Linked DNA regions of Homo sapiens: regions 2 and 3 are each linked to region 1. The links are chromatin loops, found by intact Hi-C in ENCODE. Cell type or tissue: B cell. All regions are shown on one strand. Region 1 has its middle 16 kb from the start of RUFY3. Region 2 overlaps MOB1B (MOB kinase activator 1B). Region 3 overlaps JCHAIN (joining chain of multimeric IgA and IgM).

Region 1 (8,000 bases):
GATTCAAAAGCTAAAAGCATTAAGAAACTAGGAACTTGGAGTACCATCCACCTTTAAAGAAAAAGTTCATAAATAGCCTTGTCTATAAATTGTAAGAACTCATATTTCAGTTGATTTTTCTGTATTAATTTTACTGCCATTTAATTAATTACATAAAACATAAATAGAACTCTTTTTAAAAATAGAGGCACAGTGATCTCTTCAGCAGCACATATACTAAAATTGGAATGATACAGAGATTAGCATGGTTCCCGTACAAGGATGATACACAAATTTGTGAAGTGTTCTATATTTTTACAAAAAACTTTTTAAAAATAGAGGCACAAAAATCCAATACACTGAATGATTTCACAGCATGTCAATGTTTCTATACCTGTAGGTATCTTGACTAACAAGAAAGGAGAAAGCTGGCAATTCAGACTAGATAATGTTTCATATTTTAACTTGGTGACTCCCTTGGTTGATTATTGGCCTTTCTCAAGAATCATCTGTGAGGACTCTGCTCTCATTTCTTCTACCTACAGTGGTTAAGTGTAGATTATTGTCAAATTCTTTACCAAAACATTGCAAAACATCTCTGTGAAGGACCCTGATGAGAATATAATATTTTGGAATTTCTGCATGTAAAAACAAGATAAAGGATCCAGTTAAGGATGAGTGTTAAAACCATATAATACATCTCAATCAGTTTTTCTTTTTTTAAAATTATACTTTAAGTTCTGGGATACATGTGCAGAACGTGCAGGTTTGTTACATGGGTATACATGTGCCATGGTGGTTTGCTGCACTCATTAACCCATCAGCTACATTAGGTATTTCTTCTAATGCTTCCCCTCCCCTTACCCCCACTACCCCACAGGCCCCGGTGTGTGATGTTCCCCTCCCTGTGTCCATGTGTTCTCACTGTTCAACTCCCACTTAAGAGTGAGAACATGCGGTGTTTGCTTTTCTGTTCCTGTGTTAGTTTGCTGAGAATGATGGCTTCCAGCTTCATCCATGTCCCTGCAAAAGACCTGAACTCACTCTTTTTTATGGCTGCATAATTCCATAGCGTATATGTGCCACATTTTCTTTATCCAGTCTATCATTGATAGGCATTTGGGTTGGTTCCAAGTCTTTGCTATTGTAAATAGTGCTGCAATAAACATACGTGTGCATGTGTCTTTATAGTAGAATGATTTATAGTCCTTTGGGTATATACCCAGTTAATGAGATTGCTGGGTCAAATGCTTTCAGTTTTTCTTATGAAGGTATCATGCAGTTAGCAATTCCTAAAAGACAAATATGTCTTCCTGTTGAGATTCTCACCAGCACCAAGAGTTAAGGCCCAAACCACCTTCAAAATGCTAAGGATATAATGAAAAGGCTTTTTTTCCCCAACTCAGTATGTTTTTATTATTGTAAGTTAAATGTTATTTTGCCAAAATGATAAAATATCCCTAATAATAATTATTTTTTAATATGGAACACTTCACAAATTTGCAGGTCATTCTCGTGCAGGGAAATGTTAATCTTTTCTGTATCGTTCCAATTTTAGTTTATGTGCTGCTGAAGTGAGTACTACTAATAATTATTGATTTATGTATTTATTTGAGATGAAGTTTTGCTCTTATTGCCCAAGCTAAAGTGCAGTGGTGCTATCTCGGCTCACTGCAACCTCTGCCTTCTGGTTTCAAGCGATTCTCCTGCCTCAGTCTCCCAAGTAGCTGGGATTACAGGCACTCGCCACCACGCCCAGCTAATTTTTTTGTATTTTAAGTAGAGACGGGGTTTCCCCTTTTTGGTCAGGCTGGTCTCGAACTGCTGACCTCGTGATCCACCCGCCTCGGCCTCCCAAAGTGCTGGGATTACAGGCGTGAGCCACCGCACCTGGCCGTAATAATTATTATTTACCCCAATGTTAAGTTGTATTTTAAACGCTTTATTTCTATTTCTTATTTAGCCCTCACAGTATCTATGAATAACATAATCATTTTACAGAGCTGGACAAATAACTTACTCAAATAGGTAGTAGGACTGGGATCAACAGGTCAGGGAAATGCCAGAAACCGAAAAGCTAAGAAATTTTCTAAGACTGAAGCTATCCTGTAAACATTTCCCTTTTGAATGCTTCTTGTTAAAAGACTCAGTGAAAAGTAGTATTGTAAGTCTCATGGTAATTGCGAGTAGTAATTTCAAAAGTGATTTACAGAGAATAACAACAGTAATAAAAATGTTTACTTTTCCTTTCAAAGAAGTACAACTTCCTCTACACAGGGAAGGGCTGAACAGAGAAGAGGAAAAAGCAGGTGGGCAAAATGTTACACAACAGTGATTTTTAATTATGAGTCAACATGGCTTCTATGCCAGCATTAAACACAAGGCTAATCAGCTAGGAATCCAGGATAAAGAACCATGAGAGTAACTGGAAATTGTCTTTATTGCCGAAAGAAATGTTTACTTAAGGGAATTACTGGATCAGTAATCATTGATTCGAATTCTCAAAGCAACGGTGGCTAATTACTAGCGAGACACGGGCACTGTGAAAGAGAAAACTGTCGACCTGTAATTGACATTTGTCGTATAAATTCTAAGCTGTTTGATTTAAAATGCACTCATGCGCACCCGCGGCACTAGAAAACCAGGGAATTAAAGTCAAAGCAAATACAGGATTTCAGTACAGCGCACAAGACGGGAACAAAAGAGGTGGTGGAAGGAAGACACCCACCTTTGGTTTCTCACATAAAGAGCTCAATACTCCAAACAGTGAATCAACGGTTGAAGTTGCAGTGTGTGAAAGGCAAATGGTACAGTTTAATACCCGGGGGCAGGGAGGTGCTTTTTTAAAATTAGCTTTCGCCTCTTCTTCAACCCAGATCTTTGTGCCTTCGTGCTACCGATAAAGTTGGCGGTTACACGACAAAACGCCGCCAGGTATTTCGCCAGGTCTTCCACTTTTCAAGCACTAGACACACCTGACCGCCTTACAGGGCCCAGCGGGGGCGGGTAAGGAAGAGGCCCAGGGCCCGAGGGTCGGGAGGCAGTCAGCCCAGCCGGAGGGAAGCGGAAGGTGGGGAGTGGGAAGAGGAGGACGCTGCCCCCTAGGGGAGCCGAGTCACAGGCTGGGGGCCGGGGCGGGAGGGGCTGGAGGAGGCGGCCGGTAGCGAGGCCGCGCCGTCGGGCGGGGCGGTCCCTCCAGCTGGCTTGGACCCTGGCGGGGCGGGCTGTGGGCCGAGCGGCGGAGCCCAGGCGCCAGCCCGTGGCCGAGAAGAAAGGTGGCGGTGGCGGCGGCGGCGCAGCGGACGGGACGGGGCGGCGGCTCCTCGCCCTGACCCTCTGCTCCCCCGCCCAGGCCCGGGCGCGAATCGGAGGCTGCGGCGAAGGAAGGAGTGAGCATGGCTGAGACCCCGCCGCCGCCCACCGCTGGTGCCGAAAGTTGCAGCGAGGAGCCGGCGAGGGGCGGGGAGTGGCGGCCGGAGGAGCCGCGCCGCGCTCCCGCCGGGGGCACGGACCGAGAGGGCGAGGCGGGGCCGCCGCCGGCCTCCCCCGCCGGGCAGTCGGAGCCCGACTCGCCGGTGGCCGCCCCCTTCTTCCTGCTGTACCCCGGCGATGGAGGCGCCGGCTTCGGAGTGCGCCCGCCGCCGCAGCAGCAGCGCTCCTGGAGGACCCCGCCGTCCCCCGGCTCACCGCTGCCCTTCCTGCTGCTGAGCTACCCGAGCGGCGGCGGCGGCAGCAGCGGCAGCGGCAAGCACCGTGAGTGGCGGAGGGGCATGGGGACGCCCGCGGGGAAGGGAGCATTCGGCTGGGGAGGGCCGGCCCGGCCCCCGCGGAGCTCCGCCTCCCGCGGGGTGACCCGAGCCGGGTGGCCGGGAGGCGGGGGCTTTAGGGGCTACCCTCGGGAAGCTGTTCTCCCGAGGCGCCCGGTGAGGAGGCAGCGGGACGACCGCGGTTCGGGCGCCGGATTCTACCTCCGCGTCTCCCCAGGCCGCGGCTCCTGCCTGGCCTGGTCTCTCTCCCGTCTTGGGCTGGGCGCTGGTCTTCGCCGGCCTCCCACGTGCTTGGGCGGGGGCGAGAAGCGGCCTGCCTGCCCCCCTCCACCCGGGGCGCCCTGGCCCTGTCCCGGGTCCCGGGCTGGGAACCTTCCCCGAAGGAGTCTAAGAGGGGGCGGCGCCCGGAGACCCCGTGGCCCCTCTGACCCGCCTTTTTCGGGCTCCCGGCGCCGCGGCAGCTGAGTAGGTGTGGCTGCTGCGCCGCCGCCGCCGCCAGTGCGGCCTTAGTAATACTAGTAACTAATTTTTTACGAGCGTTCCTTCCATGCCGGTAAATATGACAGATCCGTCCCCCGGATTGGAAAGAGAAATCGGAGCGGTGCATGAGAAGACAAGAAGGGAATGTGTGGCTTTGGAAGGCTACCTCCCAGGGTTATATCGGTTGTCGGGAAGAGGCCTCCACTTTTAAAGCCACTGGCACACGCGAGCGCTCTGAATGCAGCTGACCCACACTCCGTGCTGTATTTTTTATTAGTGAACTGTTTACTGTGCTGGCAAACGAGTAGGGCCCTAGAGTCGTCAATGAATATAAGGACTCTTAGAGGAATGTTAAATCTGATTTTCAAATACAAGCTCTTACAGTATGAAAATGTGGCTGACGATACAAGGCATGCTGTAAGCGCCAAATACTTTGCTGTATGAGTTCTGGAAAGGGAGACAGAAACTTGCCTGAAGCGATGAGGGAAGGACCTTTCCCACCATACACCCTATATTTTTAAAGCACAAGTACAAATCTTTTAGCTGCTCTGCCCTGCCAAGAAACCCTGACTCACCTTTTCTGCCCCGATCCATCTCCTAGGAAAAGATAATATTTATTGATTATTTCCTATGTGCATGTGTTGTGATAATCATGGTTAATAAGTTTGTGTGCGCCAAACTGAATGCCACTTTTTCAGATGCGGAAGCTCGATTTATCCCAAGTAACAGCTTAAGAGAAGGAATGCAGTTGACCCAGATTGCTTTTCTGCTAAACCCATGCTCTTTAAATCTAACAAGAGATCCAAAACTGTGATGGTGGGTGACAGGTTAACAGGAAGGGTCTATGTGATTCAGCTGGAGGTTGCCCAGTGTTCACACCTCCTTATTACTTACTGAGTAATAAGTCAGTGGGCAGACACTGACCATTGACTGTCTTAGTGAAGCCATAGTTTGTGTGTTGGAGTGGTCTGCACTAATGTGCAGATGGATTGTCAGCTCATGGCAGAAGTGAGTCTTCCTATACAGAGGAGGCAAAGATAAGAATCTTCTCAAGGAGACTTTGCTTTTGTTTTCTGAGGAATCCTTCTACTTTGTACTTTAAACACCGCCTCTTTTTTTGTTTGCACCAAAAATGTTTTCTTTCTGTGTAATCTACATATTAAGCATGCTACTATAGAAAGAAGACTGTCATTTCTCTGTAACAGTTATGGTACAAGGTTTGATGTAGAGGAACTTTTCAACTATTGAACAGTATCAATTGTGGGAATTACCTGAATTTCAGTTGACTGGACTCCCTCATTGTTAAAGGTTATCTTTATGTTATTAATTATTGTAGAAAATAACAGTATTTTGTTACTCTTATCAGTTAATACTGTTGCTTAAGCATGATCAAGATCGGGACTAGAGGACTTAAAGCTAAAGTTTCATGAGCGTGATCTCAGTCTCTACCTTAGGATACTAGCAAATGTATGGTGTTTTTTTGTTTTTGAGACGGAGTCTCGCTCTGTCGCCCAGGCTGGAGTGCAGTGGCATGACCTCTGCTCACTGCAACCTCCGCCTCCCGATTTCAAACGATTCTCCTGCCTCAGCCTCCTGAGTAGCTGGGATTACAGGCACCTACCATTTTTAGTATTTTTAGTAGAGACGAGGTTTCACCATGTTGGCCAGGCTGTTATCGAACTCCTGACCTCAAATGATCCACTTACCTCAGCCTCCCAAAGTGCTGGGATTACAGGGGTGAGCCGCCGTGCCCAGGCGGTATGGTGTTTTTTGTTACCACGTAAGTTCTAATATTTCCTCATGGTCTTTATTTTTGAAATAGTTTATTGATGTGTATGTGTTCAGAAAAGTTACTGGGAATATATACGTGTCCCACTTCCTCTGCTTTTAAAGATTAGTCACTGAGAACATTTCATATTAGCAAAAAAAAAAAAATCACTATTACATGTTTTATTTAAATATAAAATTGATTCAAAATAGTTTTTTGTTTTGGACTGAGTTTTTGTTTTTACCTGTTACATTTATATGTGCTTTAGAACGTAAGCATACTTACAGAAAGGAACACTCTAGATATGAATAAAAAGTTCCTTGTTACCCTGCAGAGTCAATGGAATATTGCTTTCTGTAATGTATCTGGATATCAGAACTTTGATTCTCTTGACTACTCATTTAAGAAATTAGAGACCAGGCCAGGTGCTGGTGGCTCACACCTGTAATCCCAGCCCTTTGGGAGACTAAGGTGAAGGATCACTTGAGTCCAGAAGTTCAGGGCTGCAGTAAGCTGTGACTGCACCATTGCACTCCTGCCTGAGCAACAGAACGAAACCCTGTTTTTAAAAAAATAAAAATAAAATACATGAACACTTGAGACCAAACAGTTTTTGTTTTTTTATTTTGTGTTTTTGAGACAGTCTCACTCTGTGCTCAGGCTAGAGTGCAGCAGTACAATCTGGGCTGACTGCAACCTCTTCCTTCCAGGTTCAAGAGATTCTCCTGCCTCAGCCTCCCAAGTAGTTGGGATTACAGGTGCGCACCACCACCCCAGCTATTTTTTTTTTTGTATTTTAGTAGAGACCATGTTGGCCAGGCTGCTCTCGAACTAGACTCAAGTGATCCACCCTCCTCGGCCTCACAAGTGATGGGATTACAGGTGTAAGCCACCACACCTGGCCCCAAACAGTTTTTAAAAGACTTCTTAATTACGAGAATGGTACATGGACTCAACCTCAATGCCTAGTGAATATTACGATGACTGGCATCTGCCTCTTTAGCAACCCAATTTTTAACTCTCAGTAATGTATTTGCTAAAAGTATATAAAATATTATAGCTTTGAAAGACTGTGTATTAAGGTGGTATTATCTTTTTATTTTAGAAATCTTGAGTGTACTTAGAGGTTTTAAAAATTAAATTTTACATTTGAGTTCAGAAGCTCTGTTTTTAAATAACAGTGCTGAAGAATAGCAAAAATGTGTGAGACTGGAACGGTGGCTCAAGCCTGCAATCCCAGCACTTTGGGAGGCCTAGGCAGGAGTATCACTTGAGCCCAGGAATTGGAGACCAGCCTGTACATAAGCAGACTCTGTCTCTACAAAAAAAAAATTTTTTAAATTAAAAATAAGTTAGCTGGGTATGGTGGCACATGCCTCTGGTGCCAACTACTCAGGAGTCTGAGGTGGGAGGATGGCATGAGTCTGGGAAGTTGAGGATGCAGTGAGTCGTGATCACACCACTGTATTCCAGTCATGGTAATAGAGCGAGATGCTGTTTCAAAAAAAAGTTTGTAAATAGAAGGTAGCCTAAACTTTTCAGGGTTTGTCACATGAATTGTTTTGTTCCAAAATCTTGCAGGATATAATATCCATGAAATCAATCTGCTTCAATGCAGTGTGAAAGGAGACTTCTGATGTGCCTTGTTGAGGATTATGTCTCTTTCTGAGTCTTTGAGTGCTGGTAATCTGCTAGGTTTTTATACTTCTAACTTTAAATCTCATAAAACTCTCTGCCATGCCTTTTAAAATTTGATTTTATAAATGTACAAGTAATACATGAATCTATGCTCATTGTTTAAATGTTTCATAATACATAAGTACAGTTACAAAGTGAACTTTCCTCTTTGTGGACCTCCAGCACCCTCTCCCCGGTTCCTTATTGGAGGATGCCCACTTTTGAGTTTGGGGAGTTTTCATCCTGAACTTTTTCATGCATTTACAGACATGTATGTTTTTATATTTCGTGGTGGCTTTATCCTCTTGGTGTATGTATGACCTTCCATG
Region 2 (8,000 bases), 220 kb after region 1:
CCAATGAAGGCTGTGAACCAAAATTTTGGGTAAAGCAGTCTCCATGGCAGTTTGATTATTAAAGGCCAAACCTCCCCAGACTCTGAAGAGCACTGGGGCCAAACAGTACCAAAGGAGAACGTCACATTAATCAGGCCCCCTGCTTAGAACCGCAGCACAAAAGCCTGGATACATGCAACGCCATCCCATTTTCCCATTAAACAGTAAGCTCCAGATTCCAAACAATTTTGGGGCCAAGCAGCGTTACAACTGCGGGAGAATTCTGAGGAGGGCTCAGAACTTCTAGACCTCAGAACCTCTGCAAGAGCATCCTCTTTGGGGAGGCTGAGGTCCACAGGATCCCCCAGAGCATCCTCCTATGGGGTCCAGTCTTAGTGTGTCACATGTCTCTGATGTCTCTGACCTTAGGTGGGCACCGGTGCCACATGCGTAGAGACGAAGTTTTGCCATGTTTCCCAGGCTGGTCTCCAACTCCTGGGCTCAAGCGAACTGCCCGCCTCAGACTCCCAAAGTGCTGGGATTATAGGCATGAGCTACCTTGCCTAGTCAAATTTTCTTTTATTGCTACCCTTGTATCTGTCTGCCTAAGTCTTTTTGTTGTTCTCAAATTGAAATTTGATGATAATAGTTTAGTAGTTATAGTATTATAGTATTGGGCATTAGGAGGAATATTTTTTATGTAAATCTTCTTTTGTAGAAATAGGTAACAGTAGGGCCGGGTGCGGTGGCTCAAGCCTGTAATCCCAGCACTCTTGGAGGCCAAGGCGGGCGGATCACAAGATCAGGAGAAAGAGACCATCCTGGCTAACTCGATGAAACCCCCTCTCTACTAAAAATACAAAAAAATGAGCTGGGCCTGGTCGTGGGCGCCTGTAGTCCCACCTACTCAGGCTGAGGCAGGAGAATGGCATGAACCTGGGAGACAGAGCTTGCAGTGAGCCGAGATCGCACCACTGCACTCCAGCCTGGGCAACAGAGTGAGACTCAAAAAAAAAAAAAAAAATTAGACTCAAAAAAAAAAAAAGAAATAGGTAACAGTATAACTTAGTGGAAATGTATAACTCTGTAAATAAAGAGTAATTTAGTAGAAACAATGGGGGAAAGGTATTTTAAGGCAACTTTTTCTGGTGTTTGGGATCATGTTTCAAACAGATGAGCAACAGCATAACCCTCCTGCTGTTTAGAGAATCCATTTGTTTGCTGGAGCTCTGTAGTGTTAGATTTAACTACTGAAATAGCTCTTTGTTTAAAAACTCCCTGTGGTTATAGTTTTTGCTCACATATGCCTGGTTGCATTCTCACTAACCCTTCTCCATACCTGCCAAATATTCAGCTGTCTTATTTTCAACTCTTAGGAATTGTACTTTTGAGTCAGTGAACAGCAGACCAATTCACAGCAATATTTTGAGGTCTGCTGCAGTGACTTTGACTCTTCAGCCCTTTAAGTCCCAAAGTGGCTTAGACTCTTTAGCCCTTTAATCTTCATCAGTGTTTCATTTGGAAAATAGCAAGCCATCAAGAACCAACTATTTTTTTTTTAAATTATACTTTAAGTTCTAGGGTACACGAGCACAACGTGCAGTTTTGATACATAGGTATACATGTGCCGTGTTGGTTTGCTGCATCCATCAATTCATCATTTACATTAGGTATTTCTCCTAATGCTATCCCTCCCGAAGTCCCCCACCCACCAGCAGGCCACAGTGTGTGATATTCCCCGCCCTGTGTCCAGTTGATCTCATTGTTCATTTCCCATCTATGCATCTATGAGTGAGGACATGTGGTGTTTGGTTTTCTGTCCTTGTGATAGTTTGCTGAGAATGATGTCTTCCAGCTTCATCCATGTACCTGCAAAGGACATGAACTCATCCTCTTTTATGGCTGCATAGTATTCCATGGTGTATATGTGCCACAATTTCTTAATCCAGTCTATCATTGATGGACATTTGGGTTGAAGAACCAACATTTTTTAAAAATTATATTTCTAATTATAGTTAGAACCAAACTATACAAAAAAACTACAATTTTAAACAGCTAGACATTTGGGAACCAAAATTTGCTTTAGTTGAGCTCTATTGATTTTATTTTATTTTTATTTTATTTTTTTGAGATGGAGTCTTGCTCTGTAACTCAGGCCAGAGTGCAATGGCGCAATCTGGGCTCACTGCAACCTCCACCTCCTGGGTTCAAGTGATTCTCCTGCCTCAGCCTCCTGAGTAGCAGAGACTTACAGGTGTGTGCCCGGCTAATTTTTGTATTTTTAGTAGAGACGGGGTTTCACCATATTGGCCAGGCTGGTCTTGAACGCCTGACCTCTGGTGATCTGCCCTCCTCAGGCTCCCACAGTGCTGGGATTACGGGCATGAGCCACCATGCCTGGTGAGCTTTATTGATTTTAGCTTTCTTTCAAGTGGGAATGTATTTGTAAGGTGTTGTCTAGGGATAACTATACTTGTTAGTGATGTCTTTGCCTTTTTTGATATCACTTAACATTAAGGAAGAAAAATACCACTGTCATTTTATGTAGCAGAAGAAAAACTGCTCTTGGTCCTCTGGTGACAGAAAGTACTCTCAGGATTGAGAGGATCAGTGTCTCTACATAACCATAATCCTTGAGAAGTTTGCTGTAGACTCTCAAAGTGTGGATCTTTGGCACCACCTAGGAGTATGTTTGAAATGCAGGATTTCGGGTCCTAATCATTGGATTATAATGCATTTTAATAAGATCCCTAGGTGATTTGAAAGCACCTTCCAAAGTGGATGCCTGTATATTTAATTTAAATGGTTTGAGATAAGGTGAATAAGAAAAATCCTTGGATTCAATATAACACCAGTTCTGTCTTTGAGAGATTCCCAATAAGGGAGCCTCAATGTAGATCCCCGTACTGTCCTTTCACACTTGCAATTATTTTCTTGTTTAATGTGTTTTTTTCTCCTTCTGGATTCTAAGTTTTCTCCTCCTGGACTGAGGGTTTGTTCATCATTTTATTTCCCAGCACATTAGGACATTGCTTAGCAAATATGTTTTCAATAATTTTCTTATTTGTGTGAGTGACAGGATCTCACTCTGTCACCGAAGCTGGAATGCAGTGGTATCTTCTCAGCTCACTGCAACCTCAACCTCCTGGGCTCGTGATTCTTCCACCTCAGCTTCCTGAGTAGCCGGGACTTTAGGTGTGTGCCACCATGCCTGGATAATTTTTGTATCTTTTGTAGAGACAGGGTTTTGCCATGTTGTCCAGGTGGTCTTGAACTCCTGGGCTCAAGCAGTCCGTCCACCTTGGCCTCCCAAGTGCTGGGATTACAGCCATTTTTTTTTTTTTTTTAATTAACTGAAGATTGTCATGGGAGAGAACAGTGGCCTATGAGTGAGGAAATCCGAGATTCAGAGTCTTTGGTCTGTCACTAGCTATGTGACCTTGGGCAGATGACTTAATTTCTTAGTTTCTATTTCCTCTGCCTACTGGAGGGTAACGAATGCTTCTTCCATTGGGTTAATGTGAGACTTGAATGACAGAATGTATATGAAAGCTTTTCATAAACCAGAGTCCTGTATAAACACTGTCATTATCTCCACTCATGAAATTCCCAAGCCCAGTGTATAAACTGTTTGTGCATTCCAGTTTTTTGTTTAGCTGTCTTACAAATGTATGGCATTATTGCATAATAAAATGAACATTTATTGAACACCTCCTGTGTGTAAAAGCGAAGTGTTAGGTGCTTGCTGGTGGTGGGAGGAGAAAGGAAGGGGTTTAGAAATAAACAAGATGTGCCGGGCGCAGTGGCTCACGCCTGTAATCCCAGCATTTTGGGAGGTGGATCATGAGGTCAGGAGATCGAGACCATCCTGGCTAACACGGTGAAACCCCGTCTCTACTAAAAATACAAAAAAATTAGCCGGGCGTGGTGGTGGGCGCCTGTAGTCCCATCTACTTGGGAGGCTGAGGCAGGAGAATGGCGCAAACTCAGGAGGTGGAGCTTACAGTGAGCCGAGATTGTGACACTGCACTCCGGCCTGGGCAACAGAGCAAGACTCCGTCTCAAAAAAGAAAAAAAAAAAAAGAAATAAGATGCGGTCTCTGTCCTCAAGAATCTTAGCACTGGAGACCAGCGTGTTACATAGATGTGCTCCTTAATGGTTGTTTTAAACTCTCAGTTCCAAGTCCACTGGCTAATGATGGTTAAAGACCCTTGCACTGCAAGATATTGCATTGAGTATACAAACTTTCTTGGGTGTATGTGTGAAATAATTGCAGTCTGTGTTCATCAAAAATTAGGAATATAAAGAAAAAAATTGCTGTCAGCCAGGCGCAGTGGCTCATGCCTGTAATCCCAGCACTTTGGGAGGCTAAGGTGGGCAGATCATCTGAGATCAGGAGTTCGAGACCAGCCTGGCCAACATGATGAAACCCCCGTCTCTACTAAAAATACAATAATTAGCCAGGCATGGTGGCACTCGCCTGTAATCCCAGCTACTTGGGAGGCTGAGGCAGGAGAATCGCTTGAACCTGGGAGGCGGAGGTTGCAGTGAGCTGAGATCATGCCACTGTACCCCAGCCTGGGCAACAGAGTGAGAATCTGTCTCAAAAAAAAAAAAATTGCCGTCAATACCACAGTTATAAATATGTGTAGTGCATTCACCTATTCAAAACAGCAAGAATTTTGCCGAATTGAGCTTCCGGTTTTTAGTCAGATGCTGTTTTTATTGTGTGGATGCGGGGGCCTCCCCTGCTTGTTCTTGGCATTGCTGCCACTGCTGTTCCACTTTAGCATCTTGGTTTTTAACATGGAGGGGAAGTGGTAGGAATCCTTCGGTGCACTCGCTTCCTGTAGTTCACTTGGGCATTTCAGGTAGATATTGGAATGGGCTGGAAGTGGTCTGCAAAACTCCAAGGCATAGAAGGCCTCCCTGAGATGTTTGCTTACCACTCCAGCCTCATCCGTGCCTTCCTGCTCTAACATCCCTCCCCCACAGTGTTCAGTGATTTTATTTGCATTTCTCTCAACCTGCTTTGCTCCATCTTTCTGCCTTTGTAAATGCCGTTCCTGTTATTCTGGCTGTTATTCTTCTCCTCCCCACCCCCATTTCTTTAGCTCAGGAGCCAACTTTTTCCCTGGCCTGTGCCCCCTTCCCAGTTTGTTAGATACCATTTCAGTGCCCTTTATAGTCCTTATCATAGTCCTTTCCAAAAAGACATTGTACTCCACCCACTGTCATGTGTATGATCTCTTTGAAGATGGGGCATTTTCAAAAAATGTTTGTTTTAAATCTCTACCACCTAGCATAGTGCCTCTTAGTAACAATTTTTTTTCCTGACTAATCAATGACATTTTCAAGAATTTTGTTTTTTTTTTTTTTGAGATGGAGTCTTGCTGTGTCACCTAGGCTGGAATGCAGTAGTGTGATCTCGGCCCACTGCACCCTCTGCCTCCCGGGTTCAAGCGATTCTCCTGCTTCAGCCTCTTGAGTAGCTGGGATTACAGGCGCGTGCCACCATGCCCGGCTAATTTTTTGTATTTTTAGTAGAGATGGAGTTTCACCATGTTGTTCAGGCTGGTCTCGAACTCTTGACCTCGTGATCCACCGCCTCAGCCTCCCAAAGTGCTGGAATTACAGGTATGAGCCACCACACGTGGCCTGACATTTTCAAGAATTTCATCACGGGTGGTGAGAGTATGAGTGATTCTCCTCAGTCTGTTGTATGTTTTTCCATTGTAAAGATTTTAGGGAAAATATTAAAAGGTGGCTACTGTGCACAGAAGAGTTTAGAATACCTATTTATTGGATTTTTATAATAAAAAAACTTTTTTTTAATAGACACGGGGTCTTGCTATGTTACCTAGGCTTGTCTTGAACTCCTAGGTTCAAGTGATCCTCCCACCTTGGCCTCCCAAAATGCCGATATTACTGGCGTGAGCCCCTGCACTCAGCCTTATTTATTGTATCTTTATCACATAGTTTTGTAGAGACCTTCTTTACAGGATTGTCATATACCAGGCACAAGTTTCCTATTTTCCAATGTGCCCTGTAAATTGTGTTCCCTCTACCAGGGAATGAGAGTGCTCATTTCCCTGCATTCCCACTATCATTGCATCATTAAGAAAAAGAGTCATGAAAGCTTCTTGGACTTTTAAAATTAATGCCAAATAAACAAGATAATAGTAAAGGTACTTCCAAATAATTTCTGTCCCCTGTATTTCTTTTCTTCTTTTTCTTTTCTTTCTTTCTTTTTTTTTTTTTTTTTTGAGACAATCTTGCTGTCACCCAGGCTGGAGTGCAGTGGCGTGATCTTGGCCCACTGCAAGCTCCACCTCCCAGGTTCAAGTGTTTCTCCTGCATTAGCCTCCCAAGTAACTGGGATTACAAGTGTGTGCCACCACGCCCGGCTAATTTTTGTGTTCTTAGTAGACAAGGGATTTTCCCATGTTGGCCAGGCTGATCTCCAACTCCTGACCTCAAGTGATCTGCCCACCTTGGCCTCCCGAAGGATTACAGGTGTGAGCCACTGCATCTGGCCAATTTAATTTTATTATTTTATTTTTGGAGATAAGGTCTTGCTCTGTGGCTGAGTCTGTAGCACAGTGGCCCAACAACTGCTTATTGTGGCCTCCACCTCCTGGGCTCAGATGATCCTCTTACCTCAGCCTCCTGAGTAGCTGGGACCACAGGTACACGTCACCACACCAAGCTAATTTTTTTTTTTTTTTTGAGATGGAGTCTCACTCTGTCGCCCAGGCTGGAGTGCAGTGGCGCGATCTTGGCTCACTGCAAGCTCCGCCTCCTGGGTTTACGCCATTCTCCTGCCTCAGCCTCCCGAGTAGCTGGGACTACAGGCACCCGCCACTGCGCCCAGCTAATTTTTTGTATTTTTAGTAGAGACGGGGTTTCGCCGTGGTCTCGATCTCCTGACCTTGTGATCCGCCCGCCTCGGCCTCCCTTAATACAGCCACTGCGCCCAGCCTTAATTTTTAAAATTTTTTGTAGAGACAGCGTCTCCCTATGTTGCCCAGGGTGGTCTTGAAGTCCTGGGCTTGAGCAATTCACCCGTCTCAGCCTCCCAAAGTGTTGGAATTACAGGCATGAGCCACCGTGCCTGGCCAGAATGAAGTTTTAAAATTTAAAATTTAGATTTAAAATGAAGTTTTAACAATTTACTAGAAAAATAATGCTTTTTTCGAAATTAGCATATAGTATAGTCTATAAGGGTGGATTTCACAAACTGAGATATTTAACTCAGTGTATATCTTGTTTCTTAGTTTTTTTTTGATATTTTACTACAGGCAATAAACTGATAATTTAGTGTACATAAACATGTTTGGGAGGCAGATGGCATATGTGGAGCTCTAAAAATAACTAAATTCTGGGGGTAGATTTAAAGTTACTTTTCACTTACTTCTCTTAATTCTTTTATTGCTTTTCTCATGGAGTCTGTTAGAAAGCTATGCCAGGGTTTTTAGTTTCTGATTATTTCAGGATGAAGAGTTTTTTTCTTTTAGTAACTCTTTCCCCAAAGTATGAGTAAACAGTCGTGTCCAATTGCTAGTGCATGTGAAGAATATGCTTTTATGGCATGCTTGTTATTTTTGAGTATTTACAAGTTGAACTATTAAGAGTAATTTATATGTTACAACAACTCAGAACACTCTACCTTTTTTTATTAGTAAAATCAGTAAATACTGTGCATGATTGTATGTGTGAAACCCTGGTAGCTTAATGAATTTTTTCTTTTTTTAAATGTCAGGTCTGACAACTGTGCTTGCATTTCACTTATTTCAAAAAGAGGAAGAGGGAGGATTTTTGCATTTAGTTTTGTGCATTTTTTTCTTTTTTTCCCTCTGATGGTTTTCACTTATTTCTGTTATCCTCTCTTAGTTTAAATGGTCAGAGTCGAAACCCATTCTAGGTATTGGGGAGCATTGCAACGTCTCAAATAATGTGAAATGTCACTTTTGCAGTTGACTGTATTAGCACTAAAGGGACTTCTTTAAACATTTTTAAT
Region 3 (8,000 bases), 54 kb before region 1:
TCTTGCTAAGTTATTGATAAAGCTTTTAAAGTCTGCTCTAAAGTTAAGGTGCACGCGGTGGATATCGGAGGCTCTAAAAGTAACCCTCTTGTCTTAGCATCTGAACCCTACCGCTACTACTACACTTCTGTGATGAGTTCCTACATCTAGTGGTCATCTGCTGATTCTAAACTAGCTGGATATAGTCTATGATGTCTTTAGTTGATAAGGTAAAGAAGAAGAAAAAAATGTGAGGATTATAAACACAAGAGATAATCCAGCAAGGTTGACACTCATCTGCTTTATATGCACAGCCTACAGTAAACTTCTCTAGAGGATGGTTGGGCATTAATCCAGGTGCCTGGGGGAAATCTTGCATTTCCTCACCTGACACAGGAAGCAAAGTAAGATGACAAAATGTAGAGCCAAGCCAGACCTCCGTAAACAGCCTAGTAGCCATTAGCATGGAGAGTCTTCTCTGACTTTTTGGAGCACCTAAACATGTAGATAACATGTTTCACTTCGGTCACTCACATCAGCATCTTAACTTTATACACCTTTAAAGAAAACGCAGAAGTAATGACCTTTGAGTTATTTGTATTATTAACATTACTCAGACGTATCTCTGACCACTCGTTTCCTCTTCCCTCATTTACCCCAGTCGCCTTCAATCATGACCTTAAGGAAACTGAAAAAGATTCATCTTGACCTCAGGAAACCAAACTTCATTTCTAATAACTAAAAAAGAAACCAGAAACGTTGGACTTAAAAAATCAACAGCTCTGTCCCAACTGCCCAATCAAAAGTTGGAAGAAAACTTCACTCGATGGAAAATAGACGTTCACCATTTCACAATAAAATATAGCATTAGGTTTTGTCCACATGCGCTTCCATGTGACTCCACCTCACCCCTAGTCCAATAACATCAGCCACTGAAACTTTTCTTCTTGCTTTGAATTTACAGTCAATTAGATTTAGAAATAGGATTCAACTGGTAACAAGCAAAATTCCATGCTGGCAGAGGAAAAATTTTCAAATGAAGAGGCGAAGAGGAAGCTGATCTGTAATTTGACAAAGATATAATTGTGAAATAGATAAAGCTATTCTCAGGATCCCTTCACATCCCAGGCAAGGTCCTGTGCTCTCATGATGCCCCCATTTCATCCACCTGAGCACCCAGCAACTTCCGTTTCTGTGCCTCATCAGAGCTTGACCAGTAATTACCTCTGAGCTTACCCAAATAACCTTATCTCATTCCTTTCTGCACTATATAAAGCTTTACTCCTATTGCTGATGAATATAATTTTTATCTGGCTGATGCGGAATGTGCTTGGTTGGCTTTACTCTCTCTTTTTTTTTTTTTTTTTTCTTTTTTTGAGACAGGCTGGAGTGCAGTGGCACGATCTGGGCTAATTGCAACCTCCACCTCCTGGATTCAGGCGATTCTCCTGCCTCAGCCTCCCAAGTAGCTGGGACTACACGCACCACCACACCCAGCTAATTTTTGTATTTTTAGTAGAGAGGGGGTTTCACCATGTTGGCCAGGAGGGTCTCGATCTCTTGACCACGTGATCCGCCCGCCTCAGCCCCCCAAAGTGCTGGGATTACAGGTATGAGCCACCGCGACTGGCCGACTTTACTCTTTTTTGTTTGTTTGTTTGTTTCGTTTTGTTTTTGAGACGGAGTTTCGCTCTTGATGCCCAGGCTGGAGTGCAGTGGCGGGATCTCAGCTCACCGCAACCTCTGCTTCCCGGGTTCAAGGGATTCTCCTGCCTCAGCCTCTCGAGTAGCTGGGATTACAGGCATGGGCCAACACACCCAACTAATTTTGTATTTTTAGTAAAGACAGAGTTTCTCCATGTTGGTCAGGCTGGTCTCCAACTCCCGACCTCAGGCGATCGACCCATCTAGGCCTCCCAAAGTGCTGGGATTACAGGCGTGAGCCACCGCACCCGGCCGCCAGCTTTACTCTTATTGCTAATTAATATAATCTTTATCTGGCTGATGCTAAGTATGCTTACTTGGGCAAATGGCTAACTTGTCAAGAACTGCGCAGAAGGAAAACATTTCTCACCAATGGTACTTATTTATGCCTGCCTTTTAAAAATGTCACCCATTTAATTCAAATTAAAAAGAGAGGGCAAAAAGTGCAAGCATTATAATAGACTTATGACAGGTTAATGAATTGGTCGCACTAACCTCAAAATGCCACATTAGCTTTAAGAAAATATTACAGTATTTGCTGTGGTTTAACTCAGTAAAAATATTTTTTTCTCAGCTGGGTGCAGTGGCTCACTCGTGTAATCCCAGCACTTTGGGAGGCCGAGGCGGGTGGATCACCTGAGGTCAGGAGTTGGAGACGAGCCTGGCCAACATGGTGAAACCCCGTCTCTACTAAAAATACTAAAAAATTAGCCAGGTATGGTGGCCGGCCCCTGTAATCCCAGCTACTTGGGAGGCTGAGGCAGGAGAATCACTTGAACCCGGGAGGCAGAGATTGCAGTGAGCCAAGATCACGCCATTGCACTCCAGCCTGGGCGACAGAGTGAGACTCCATTTCAAAAAAAAAAAAAAAAGAAAGAAAGAAAAAGAAAAAGAAAACAAAATTTTGTTCAGAGAAGACCTTGTCAGTCCCATTCCTCATCTGTTAAACCACATTGGCAGCTGCCTCTGGATTCAGGCTGTTTTCTGACAGTGTTGCATGCCATGCTAGCATTATTCCAGTTTTAATGTGTATATGATTGTGAACTGTGTTAAAATGCAGATGTTGATTCAGAGGCTCTGGAGCAGAGCCCACCATTCTGTGGTATTAACATGCTCCCAGGTGGTAGTGATTCAACCAATCGGTGGACAAAGTGGCAAAGTGGTAAGGGTGGCAAAGTGGTAGGCTGCTCCCTCTAAATAAGTGGCAACTTCACACTCACCAGGGAAGGAACAGAAAGGTCTTGACCAATGAAAAAACTATCACCAATTTGAGGGGATGTGTATAAATTAAGCATATAAGTGAAAGATTCAAGACAGAAAGAGAAACAGGAGCAGGCTGATCCTGTCTCTATTCTGACATTTGTGTTATGCTTCTTCCTCTTTCACTGCTTGGCTCGTGTAGTTCTAGAAGGTTCTATTCTCCATCAGGAAAGGCCCCATTCAGTTAACATCTCCTCCAAGATTACCCCAGTCCTAACAACCCAGCTTCCCTGAAGGCTCACAGTACATGATCTTTAATATTTATTTATTTATTTATTTATTTATTTGAGACAGTCTTGCTTTGTTGCCCAGGCTGGAGTGCAGTGATGCGATCTTAGCTCACTGCAACTTCTGCCTCCCTAGTTCAAGCAATTCTCATGCCTCAGCCTCCTGAGTAGCTGGGATTACAGACGTGGGCCACTACACCCAGCTAATTTTTGTATTTTTAGTAGAGCAGGGGTTTCGTCATGTTGGCCAGGCTGTTCTTGAACTCCTGGCCTCAAGTGATCCACCCACCTCAACCTCCCCATGTGCTGGGATTACAGTTGTAAGCCACCATGCCCAGCCGATCTTTAATATTTAATCACAACTGTGTCTTATACTGTGTGCTAATTTTTTCCTGTGTTAGTTTTGCCTATAGAAGAAATAGGAAAACTGAAAAAGTGAGACCCAGTTCTTCTTCTTATGTGGCCCTCATAGCACTGTGCTGAGTACAGAGTAGATTCTAAGTAAACACCACTCTCTTTATCTTATGCAAATGAATAAATATTTAGAATTTCACCAAAATTAATATTAATGTATTAACTAATATTAAAAGTTTAATAATGATTAACACTTTTCTAATTATAAAATATACAGTCTTTGTAGAATATTTGGAACATTCTATACTAAAAAGTAAAAGGAAACAAAAAAATAACATTTTGGCCTATTTCCCTCAAGTCTTTTCCCATGTATGTGTAGGGAATTTTCTTTTTTTTTTTCTTTTTTGAGAGGGAGTCTCTCTCTGTCGCCCAGGCTGGAGTGCAGTGGCACAATCTCGGCTCACTGCAAGCTCCGCCTCCGGGGTTCTGGCCATTCTCCTGCCTCAGCCTCCCGAGTAGCTGGGACTACAGGCGCCGGCCATCACGCCCGGCTATTTTTTTGTATTTTTAGTAGAGATGGGATTTCACCGTGTTAGCCGGGATGATCTCTATCTCCTGACCTTGTGATCCGCCCGCCTCGGCCTCCCAAAGTGCTGGGATTACAGGCGAGAGCCACCACATCCAGCCTGGAATTTTCTTAAAGTCACTCCTTTATGCAAAATCCTACATTTTCCTCTTCACTTTGTATATCAATTTCCATAAATTTTAAAACACATGATGTTTCACTTCAGTTGTATGTAAAATATTTTGAAGTATACCTATATTACCATTCCCTTGATGATGGACTTAAAGTTTCCTATGAATTTTCACTATTATAAATCACATTGTAATAGATATCTCTATCTCTCTTTGTCTGTATTTCTGGTTATTTCCTCAGAAGTGGAATTACCGAGGAAGATGGTTTGAAGGATGTTTAGACAGAATAACATACTGACTGAGAGCTTTGGCTTTGGAGTCTGACAGCCTTGGAGCTAATCATCAGTTCTCCAAATACCTGAAAAACATTAGGCAGGTTACTTCATCACCCTCACAGCTCAGTTTTACCATTTGTAAAGTGAAAACAGTACTTGTTTTATGCAATGTTAGGAGAATTAAATGAAACAACGCGTGTTAAAAACGTACATTCATTGTATTTTGTAACTCAACCACTAGATGGAAGTGGAGGTTTATAATTATAAAGTAGTGGCTCTCCTGTAATTTCCAGCCTCAGTAGCACCTGGGGAATTTGTGGGACCTGCAATGTCTCCAGCTGCATCTCTGAGCTACTTGATCAGTATCTCTGAGGTGGAGCTCAGCAATCTACTTTAATGAGTCCTCCAGGTAATTCTCATACACTCTAAAGTTTGAAAAATCACTGATCCTGCCGGGCGCAGTGGCTCATGCCTGTAATCCCAGCACTTTGGGAGGCCAAGGCAGGCAGATCACTTGAGGTCGGGAGTTTGAGACCAGCCTGACCAACATGGAGAAACCCAGTCTTCTACTAAAAATACAAAAAATTAGCCAGGCGTTGTGGCGCATGCCTGAAATCCCAGCTACTTGGGAGGCTGAGGCAGGGGAATCGTTTGAACCCAGGAGGCAGAGGTTGCGGCAAGCCAAGATTGCACCATTGCACTTCAGCCTGGGAAACGAGAGCAAAACTCCGTCTGAAAAAAAAAAAAAAAAAAAAAACCCAGAAAATCACTGACCCAATATATATTCACATATATTTACATTCTTTTCTTATTTGTTGTTTAGGCAGGGAGAAGAGCCAAAGAAAATTAACACATAATAACAACTGTAAATTATGGATTGTTGCTAATTGCTACCACAGTGGTAATAAGTGATATGCAGACACAGCATGCATCCTTATTTTTATAAAAATCAATGTAGTTATTTTTGCTCCCATTTTTCAAATGAGGAAGCAATCTTTGAATTAACTTGGCCAATGTTACAGTATGTATTTCAATATAGACCATGGATTTATCCACTAGACTATACTGCTACCCCAAAGCCAAGACCTGGAAATCCCATTAAAGGGCTTTATTCTTATTGCTGATTAATATAATTTTCATCTGGCTGCTGCTGAGTGTGCTTACCTGAGCAAATGGCTAACTTGTCAAGAACTATGCAGAAGAAAAACATTTCTCACCAATTGTACCTATTTATGCCTGTCTTTTTAAAATGTCATCCATTTAATTCAAATTAAAAAGGGGGGGCAAAAGGTGCAAAACTTATAATAGACTTATGACAGGTCAATGAATTGGTCACATTAACCTCAAAATATCACATGAGGTTTAAGAAAATGTTACAGTGGACATAGTGATTCTCTAAGAGCCTCAATTGATGTTTGTTAAGACTATAGCAGAGTGATTCAGACTTTTCATTGCCATTTACTAGATAAGTGAACCACTCAAATGGCTAATTATCCACTTAGTTGGTTTTCTCATTTATAATATGAAATACCCAAAAAGTTATTGTAAGGATAAAATGAGATGACATAGATAAATCATTTGGTACTTGAAGAATGCTATCATCGTTATCATCACTAAATCAGATAGATCATAATCAGTATTGTGTTAATTTGGACCCTGCAGAATTGCAAGATGAGATTAGTGGGTGCAAGAGATTTATTAGGAAAACATCTGTGAGGGATAATGGGAAGGGAGCCGAAGAAGGCTGAGTCTTCGGATCCTGATGCAGGTCTTACCCATGTGGAGCAAAGAGGATAGGAAGGATGATTGGACAGATAATGTCTGGAGGTGCAGTGCTAAGAAATTTTCAGCAAAGATAAAAAGGAGTCCCCAAGTCAGTGCCCCATCAGAAGAGTCCTGTGTCTCCCGGGAACTGACCTGTCTTAGTGTCCCTTGCACAAACACAGTGGATCTCAGAACTATAGGTCAATTACATTCTTTGCAGAGAACTGAGAGGCTCCTTTCATGGCCACCACATCTTACATTGATTCCTTAGTGTGCCCCTCTAAATGTTCCACTAATACCAGCAAATGTTTGAATACAACTTAAAGAAAGGCTTTAATCTATCCTCAATAACTCTCATTTAAGAGTCACCAGCTACTCCAGATTTATATTGAATGAGTTAATATATATAAAGCACTTACATTGGTACCTAGCACATAGTAAGTACTAAATTGTTACTAGTATGGTAGTATCAGAGTTTAACTGAACTTCTGAAAGAAGGAAGACTTGTGGGACTACGAATTGCAGTCTTCTTCCAGCTAGCATTTAATGAGGTAATAATGCTGGAATAGGGGTCTTTCCTATAAGGATCTGCAATGTGGATCTACAAAACTTCTTCTACTGGGTACACCGAGAAACTAAGGCAAAGATGAGGAGAAAGTAAGCGGTCTCTTCAGAAGCAGTCTCTCATGAATTCTCATAGCACTTTGGAAGCTATTTCTTTGCCTTCAGCAGGCTCTGCCAAATAATAATTATTTATGTGTATGTCTTATCTCTTCAACTAAGCTACACTCATGTTCATTCATTCAACAAATATGTATTGAGTACTTCCATGTGCCAGACACTGTTCCAGATGGTGAGGAAACATCAATGGGCAAAAGTGCGTGCCTTCGTGGAGATTACACTCTAGTGAGGGGAGACAGACCATAAACATGACACGTAAGTAAATTACCTAGTCTGCTAGAGGGAGATAAGTACTTGGGGGGAAGTAGACTAAGATAAAGAAATGGGGTTTGAGATATTTAAAAAGTAGTCAGGGTGGTTCTCACAGAGAAGATGACACCTAGGCACAGTTCTGGGGAGCGAGCAGTGATAGTGACTTTCTCAAGGGCGCTCACCATAACTTCACCACCACAGACCAATCCTGTGCATTTGGTTAATATTTAATAAATGTTTACTGACTAAATGAGATTCAAAGACTTGGCTAAAACCACACTCTAGATTAAAGATCAGTCAAGAATGGATGTATCTTTAATACACCAAAACTGGGGTTTCTACTGAAGCACCAGTGTCCTATGCATATCCCTAAAGAAACACTGAATAATCCGTGGAAGTCATTAAAGATGACTATTACCAGAACAATTCCTTTTCAAGAAACCAACTCTTACTAATCATCTTCCCACTGTTTTAAATTCAGAGTTAGCATTTACTTTCCATGGTACCTTTAAATATATATGTCAATTGGCCTTGGCTTTCTGCCATAAAGTTTTATGTGCCATGATAAACATGGTATTTATCAGGGGGGATTTTGCCCTTTTATTTAATTATGGGTATAAAATGGCAAAGCCACCTCAAATATGTACATGTATTAGTTCTGTGATTAATGCTTCATTACATCATACTTACAAACCATTCATCAATAACAAGTTAACTTACGTAAAGAAAGTTAACATAAGGAAACTTTTTTCCAACAAATTATTTCACACAGGTATATGCTTATGAATCTATTTAATTGCTCAGACTG

The links. Hi-C counts contacts between places; a loop is a spot of excess contacts. Peaks named below come from ENCODE experiments on the same cell type or tissue, not always from the same donor. Only the 100,000 strongest peaks of a DNase experiment are listed, where the experiment ranks them.
Region 2: it touches region 1 in a loop (12-fold over the local background); 2 of 110 quality-filtered maps call a loop at or near these places.
Region 3: a loop joins it to region 1, with 5 times the contacts of the local background. A loop is called at or near these places in 8 of 110 quality-filtered maps.

The regions. Positions count from the first base shown.
Region 1 is chr4:70,701,563-70,709,562 of GRCh38, forward strand. It overlaps the pseudogene RNU6-520P, the pseudogene RNU6-784P and a transcript of RUFY3 not described here. Among named protein-coding and RNA genes, the nearest start is that of RUFY3, 16 kb to the right of the region's middle. RefSeq lists enhancers at 2,753-3,285, 3,819-4,350 and a silencer at 3,030-4,189. In B cell, a CTCF peak has its summit at 3,267; DNase peaks (open chromatin) are centred at 2,289, 3,079, 3,739 and 3,879; H3K4me3 peaks cover 3,250 bases; H3K27ac peaks cover 3,731 bases.
Region 2 is chr4:70,922,955-70,930,954 of GRCh38, forward strand. The region is part of intron 1 of MOB1B (MOB kinase activator 1B); the gene reads left to right. Among named protein-coding and RNA genes, the nearest start is that of MOB1B, 25 kb to the left of the region's middle. In B cell, a CTCF peak has its summit at 4,701; DNase peaks (open chromatin) are centred at 3,207, 3,417, 4,737 and 7,867; H3K4me3 peaks cover 781 bases; H3K27ac peaks cover 3,468 bases.
Region 3 is chr4:70,647,574-70,655,573 of GRCh38, forward strand. It overlaps JCHAIN (joining chain of multimeric IgA and IgM), which reads right to left. Exons shown (of 4, transcript NM_144646.4): 4 at 7,968-8,000. Among named protein-coding and RNA genes, the nearest start is that of JCHAIN, 15 kb to the right of the region's middle. In B cell, CTCF peaks have their summits at 4,732 (motif pointing right) and 4,938; a DNase peak (open chromatin) is centred at 4,728; H3K27ac peaks cover 435 bases.